Linked DNA regions of Homo sapiens: region 1 is linked to region 2. Evidence: chromatin contacts called from ENCODE Hi-C or POLR2A ChIA-PET data. All regions are on one chromosome and are shown on one strand. The core of a region is the stretch at or near the end of the contact, and the rest is flanking DNA. Distances in the headings are between cores, read along the strand shown. Region 1 holds the start of RND2 (Rho family GTPase 2). Region 2 holds the start of AOC2 (amine oxidase copper containing 2).

Evidence for each region. A loop is a pair of places that touch in the nucleus more often than their neighbours do. ChIA-PET counts read pairs that join two places held with the same protein, here RNA polymerase II (POLR2A). Pooled maps may share reads with other maps.
Region 1: a loop to region 2 is called in a pooled map, with 5 times the contacts of the local background. The contact joins the promoter of RND2 here to the promoter of AOC2 in region 2. A Hi-C loop is called at or near these places in 5 of 50 pooled maps. POLR2A ChIA-PET finds 5 or more read pairs at or near these places in 4 of 52 experiments (A549, MCF 10A, activated T-cell and 1 more).

The regions. Positions count from the first base shown.
Region 1 is chr17:43,023,937-43,027,217 of GRCh38, forward strand. It overlaps RND2 (Rho family GTPase 2), which reads left to right and starts at 1,295. Exons shown (of 5, transcript NM_005440.5): 1 at 1,295-1,513; 2 at 2,024-2,111; 3 at 3,247-3,281. The coding sequence starts at 1,412. RefSeq lists a silencer at 1,119-1,258.
Region 2 is chr17:42,842,426-42,845,929 of GRCh38, forward strand. AOC2 (amine oxidase copper containing 2) reads left to right here and starts at 2,155. Exons shown (of 4, transcript NM_009590.4): 1 at 2,155-3,504. The coding sequence starts at 2,202. PSME3 (proteasome activator subunit 3) reads left to right here. Exons shown (of 11, transcript NM_005789.4): 11 at 1-1,335.

The DNA of each region.
Region 1 (3,281 bases), core at 45-2,544, 180 kb after region 2:
TTTATGTTTTACTGCTCTTTGCAGAGCAGGGCTACCCCATAGGCAGCGTGCCTAGAGTGGCCAAACCTAGCTAAGTTTTGATTTTTTTTTCTAGAGAGAGGGTCTCGCTAATGTTGCCCAGGATGGCCTCAAACTCCTGCACGCAAGCAAGCCTTGGCCTCCCAAAGTGCTGAGTTTACAGGCGTGAGCCACCGCGCCCAGCTTCTAGTTATCTTTACAGAATTATTTGCAGCATATATTATTGACTCGAATTGCCTCGATATAAAAAAGCACTTTTTTTTTTTCGAAACTCTATTGCACAAGCTGGAGTGCAGTGAGGCAATCTCGGCTCACTGCAAGCTCCGCCTCCCGGGTTCACGCCATTCTCCTGCCTCAGCCTCCTGAGTAGCTGGGATTACAGGCGCCCACCGTGCGGGTTTCACCGTGTTAGCCAGGATGATAGTCTCGATCTCCTGACCTCTTGATCCGCCCGCCTCGGCCTCCCAAAGTGCTGGTATTACAGGCGTGAGCCACCGCGCCCGGCCTATTGTCAGACTCTTAATCAAGCCTGACTTTTGGGTTTAGCTCTGGCTCCAGCAGAGCAACTCTGGCGGTTGGTTCTTTCTCTTCCTTATCTCCTTGTCCCCAAGCATCCACCAGAGGACGCAGCTCCCCCAAAACTTTCCACCCAGTGCTTGGCTGGAGGAACTCAGTCCACGCTTCTCTGCTAGTCTAGGCCGGCGGTTAAGTCAATGTAACCGGAGACCCGGCTGCCCGTTGCCATGGGGACGGAAAGCTATGATGTCACCACCGTCCGGGTGGGTGTGCTGGGGTTCACCCTCCCATTTCCCCAAGACCCCCTGCCAGGACATAGGCGGACGCGGGAGAGAAAACCAAAGAGGCTCCCTCCTTCCCCTTAGCATCTCTCTCCCGCCGTGTTCAGGAAGTGGATGGCTGCCCCAGCTCTTGTCCGCACTGGTACACCTGCGTGCACGCGTGGGTACACAGCAGGCCCGAGCTTCGCGCTTGTGCCGCTCATATTCTACCCCTAAGAACTTCGCTTGAACTCTGACCTGCCCTTATATCCGAGAAAGTCAAATAAGCCCAGTTCGGCCTGTCCCAAACCGGCAGGGGCCCCTCAGACCACACCGGCGGGCTGGACCCCGGCTCTGAGGCCTCTGTTCCCAGGGCTCCGCCCAGATCTTCTGGGCCCCGCCCCCCGGCTGCGGGGGTGGGAGGAGGGGCCGGGGGGGCGCGGCCGCCTGGCTGGGGGCGGGGCGGAGGGGGGGCCGCGGACCCGGGGCGGGGGCTCGGCGCGGGCCCGCGAGATGCCGGTGTTGGCGGCCCGAGCGGCTGCAGTTGCAGGGGCGGGGGAGGCGGCGGCGGGGCCCGGGAGAGGGGTGGCGTGGGGGACCGGCGCGTAGCCGGGACCATGGAGGGGCAGAGCGGCCGCTGCAAGATCGTGGTGGTGGGAGACGCAGAGTGCGGCAAGACGGCGCTGCTGCAGGTGTTCGCCAAGGACGCCTATCCCGGGGTGAGGGACCTGCGTCTTGGGAGGGGGACGCTAAGGCTGCTGGGGGGTGGGTGACAGGGGCCCTGGCGACGGATGGGAATGGGTACTCGGGTAACCAGGGACAAGAGACAGGGGGTCGGAGGACGCGGGGAGGCCTTGAGGGCTCAGGAAGGACTGCAGAGGATTGGGGTGGGAGGAATTAGGGAGCAGGGTGAGATAGATGGGGTTTGGGAGAACCAGAGCATCCGGGAGGGAGGGCGAGGGGAATGTCGGAGGTCCTGGGCAATGGAGAGGGGAAGAACTAGGGGGCTGAAGGGACCAGAAGGGAACAGGAGGAGGTCTGGGAGCTTAGCAGAGATTCTCCGGGGGGGGGGGGGGGGGGGCAGGAGCTCCCGGGATCTCCCCTTTGCCCAATCCCAGACCAACTTGTGTCCAGGGGCTGGGCTGGACGGGGTGTGGGAGTGAGGAGGGCATTTATCTGGGGTGAGGACTTGGAGAGATGATCTCATCTGGATCCATCCGTGTCTGCAGAGTTATGTCCCCACCGTGTTTGAGAACTACACTGCGAGCTTTGAGATCGACAAGCGCCGCATTGAGCTCAACATGTGGGACACTTCAGGTAGCCAAGTCCCTGGGGGTCACCCTGACTTCCAAGGCGGCCCACTCTGTCCCCTCCCTTGGTTAGACCCTTAGGTTCCAGGTAAGCCCAGCCCATCCATCCAATTCCAACAGGAAGGGAAAAATCAATATTCTGCTAAAATCCAGGGAAACTGAGGTAGAACTTGCAGAGCCTGACAGAAACCATGTCCTGAAGGAGAAAGCCTAGGATCTGAGCCCCTCAGCTGGGTCCTGCCTACCTGGGAAAGTTGGGAAGGAATGGCTTTTAATTTGGAACATGTTCCTTCAGAGATAAGACTGGGTTTAGAAAAGACATTTAGAGGCCAGGCACGGTGGCTCACGCCTGTAATCCTAGCACTTTGGGAGGCTGGGGTGGGGGGATCACCTGAGGTCAGGAGTTTGAGACCAGCCTGGCCAACATGGTTGAAACTCCGTCTCTACTAAAAATACAAAAATTAATCGGGCGTGTGGCACGTGCCTGTAATCTCAGCTACCAGGAGGCTGAGGCAAGAGAATCGCTGGAACCTGGGAGGCGGAGGCTGCAGTGAGCCGAGATCATGCCGCTGCACTCCAGCCTGAGCGATAGAGCGAGACTCCATCTCAAAAAATAAAAAAGCAGAAAAGACATTTAGAATGTCTTGAGTGAGGGGTGGTCAGGAGGCTGTTTCTCTCCATTGAACTAGATAAATCTGAGGTCAAGTCCCAGGAGAATGGGAGAGTGCTCTCCCTGCCACTGCTCTTTTCCTCCTCCCAACATAAGGAGGGTTTTTATTTTTACAAGAGTTCCCTTCAGGGCTTTAGACTGCCAAAGCCCAGAAAGCACATGCAACATTTTATGAGAATGTCTATAGATTTTATGAGCTTCTCAAAGGGGTCCAAACCTCAGTCAAGAATAAAAATTATTACTTTTTAAACCACTAGGGAAGCAGAGAGCCGTTTCCCACCATGTGACCTCCCTTCTGCCCGCTCCCCCACTTGGGAAACCCAGACTCCATGATGGGTATTAATGATGGGTATTAATGGTTGCTCTTTTCCATTCTCTGCTCCCAGCATCCCTTGACCAGGATCTGTAAGGTCTCCCATTCCCTTCCAGGCCTCCCATCCACTCAGGCCCCTCATGCCCTGTCTTCCTTCAGGTTCCTCTTACTATGATAATGTCCGGCCTCTGGCC
Region 2 (3,504 bases), core at 905-3,404:
TGAGAAGCAGAGGGCTTGGGGAAAGCCTGTTCCTCTCTGACTCAGCCCTTTTTGGCATTATTGCAAGAGCTTGACTCCTGGTTGCCTTTTCCCAGCCAGTTTTCAGTTGGGGTGAAGGTTTCTGCAAGTGTGAGGTCCAGATGCTGCTGCTCATGTTGGGCTTTCCTTTTGGGAACTATTTCTCTTTATTTATAGTGTCGGGCTTCCGGGGAAAGCAATCATTGGTGTGTATGTGTATGTGCATGCACACACGTGCATATACACATTTGTGTATGTGGAAATGTGCTGGGCAAGTCAAAACTATAGAAGAGTTGCCTCCTGTCTCTCGAATCTTCCAGAGATATCACTTAATTGTTAACAGCTTTTGTGTTAATCCCCTTCAGCCCCTAGCTCTTTTATTCTACCACGGCTGGAGAGTTGATACCTGCAGTCAGCCTGCCAGTGACTCTTAGTGTCTGTTTCTGACTTATTTTTCCTGTCTCTGTCTTCCAACCCCCAATAATATTTCCACCGGGGATGCATCATTTTTACTCCCAATATTCTGTAGAGAGGGAGTCAGGATGCTGTCTTCCCACGAATAGTACTCAGTAACAAACCAATTGCATTTTAGTTGGGCAGTGCTCCCACCCACCCTCCAGATCCCTTCCAGCTAAAACCCTTCCCCCTTCCCTCCATGTGTTTCTCAGTTTCCCGTTTCGTTTGTTGGACTGTTCCACTGCCCCTCCTCCTCACCCTATCACCCATGGATCGTAATGTAAAATTCTTTTACCATGTCAAGAAATTATTAAAAATACAGGTACTTTGACCTCTTTCTAAAGCCGCAGACCCTGGTGCAATGCTCTGGTGGCTAGGGATGTACTCATGCTCATATGTGTGCACGCTTGGACACCCACCTCCATGGACACCTAGCCACCCTGTTGTGTGTCCTTATGCCAGTTGAGCTGAATCTTTTCCCCAGTATAGTGGAAAGACTGAGGCTTCTGCCTACTGAGCAAGGTTGGGTGCTTCATTTGTGTTCAGTCTGAATTATGGGAAAGTTAGCTCTTCCCAGACCTAAGCTGCCTTCTCTCCCTACTTTCAGAAGATCCTAGTTCCTTCCTTCCCGAGTGATACCCATGAACTGCCAGTAGAGGCTGCTATCGTTCCATGTGTAAGGAATGAACTGGTTCAAGGCGCGTCCTACCCAGTCATTTTCTTTACCTTATACTAATTCTTCCTGAATAATGTCTTCAGTTTCTTGAGGAGACTCCTAGTTTTGGTTTTCAAATTACTTGGAGGGCTGCCTAGGAATCTATCTCCCTCTGAAATAAAGTTTCCTCATCTTCCACCTTGCAAGTAGCCTTCTGGTTTCCAATGATCCCCTCGTTGTCTCTGTAAAAAGAGTTTAAGGTCTTGAACAATGGAGGAGCAGCTGCTCTGTTCTGTTTCAGAGATGACTACCAAAAGCTAGCGGTTTGTGAGTGCCTCCCCTGTGCCAGGCTGTTAAGTACCTAATGTGCATGATCACATTTAATCTTCAGGAATCTATAGGATAGTTGTATCTATTTGTTACAGATGAGGACACTGAGACTCAGGATAAGTATTTCCGCTAAGGTTACACAGCTGAGGGAACTGGGATTGGTGGACAAACCTGATTACTAAGCCCAGGCCCTCAGCCACTCCACTGGTTGGAAATGGCCTGACTACAAATCAAGGGCTTGGCATTAGGCAACAAGTAGAATTCAGTGCTTACTGCTGAACATGGCAGTGAATCCTGGAGCTGTTGGGATGCAGTTCCTGCCAGGAGGTAGGAAAATGGACAGCTTAGTGCTTGCATGCAGGCTGCAGAACTTAATTGGGCATCTGAGGTTTGTACTCTTCCTGAGACCCATTCCAGGTGGAAACTGGAGGTTAGCATCGTTAACCCAGATTCCCTTTCATCTGGTCTAAATGATGGAAATCAGTAGTTGGTACTGACTGCTACCAGTGGGAGTTCAGGGGCAAGGAAGAGGCTATGCATGTGGAAGCAGTGCCCTGGGCCAAACCACAGGACAGAAAATTGGAACAGAATTACATAAATCAAGGTCAGAAATTTCCTGCCCAACCCATGGGGTGGAGTTTTCTCCCTTCCTATCCATCCTAGCGAATATAAACCCCGACTTGATGTCAGTAACTGGAAGGAGCAGCTGTTAGAATTCTGATTTCAGCTCTCAGCATCCACCATGCATCTCAAGATAGTCCTGGCGTTCCTGGCACTGTCCCTCATTACCATCTTTGCCCTGGCCTATGTTTTGCTGACCAGCCCAGGTGGTTCCAGCCAGCCTCCCCACTGCCCCTCTGTATCCCATAGGGCCCAGCCCTGGCCACACCCTGGCCAGAGCCAGCTGTTTGCAGACCTGAGCCGAGAGGAGTTGACAGCTGTGATGCGCTTTCTGACCCAGCGGCTGGGGCCAGGGCTGGTGGACGCAGCCCAGGCTCAGCCCTCGGACAACTGCATCTTCTCAGTGGAGCTGCAGCTGCCCCCCAAGGCTGCAGCCCTGGCCCACCTGGACAGGGGGAGCCCCCCACCTGCCCGGGAGGCACTGGCCATCGTCCTCTTTGGTGGACAACCCCAACCCAATGTGAGTGAGCTGGTGGTGGGGCCGCTGCCTCACCCCTCGTACATGCGGGATGTGACTGTGGAGCGTCACGGCGGGCCCCTGCCCTATCACCGTCGCCCGGTGCTGAGAGCTGAGTTTACACAGATGTGGAGGCATCTGAAAGAGGTGGAGCTACCCAAGGCACCCATCTTCCTGTCGTCCACCTTCAACTACAATGGCTCTACCCTGGCAGCTGTGCATGCCACCCCTCGGGGCTTGCGCTCAGGGGACCGAGCTACCTGGATGGCCCTCTACCATAACATCTCAGGGGTTGGTCTTTTCCTTCACCCCGTGGGGCTGGAGCTACTACTGGACCACAGGGCCCTGGACCCTGCCCACTGGACTGTCCAGCAGGTCTTCTACCTTGGGCACTACTATGCAGACTTGGGCCAGTTGGAACGGGAGTTTAAGTCTGGCCGGTTGGAAGTGGTTAGAGTCCCTCTACCTCCACCAAATGGAGCTTCATCCCTGAGGTCTCGGAACTCTCCAGGTCCTCTTCCCCCTCTTCAGTTCTCGCCCCAGGGTTCCCAGTACAGTGTGCAAGGAAACCTGGTGGTATCCTCCCTCTGGTCATTTACCTTTGGCCATGGGGTGTTCAGCGGCCTGAGGATTTTTGATGTTCGGTTCCAGGGTGAGCGAATAGCCTATGAAGTCAGTGTCCAGGAGTGTGTATCTATCTATGGTGCCGATTCACCCAAGACGATGCTGACTCGCTATTTGGATAGCAGCTTTGGACTCGGCCGTAACAGCCGAGGCTTGGTGCGGGGAGTGGACTGCCCCTATCAAGCCACGATGGTGGACATCCATATATTAGTGGGCAAAGGGGCAGTCCAGCTGCTTCCAGGGGCTGTGTGTGTATTTGAGGAAGCCCAGGGACTGCCCCTTC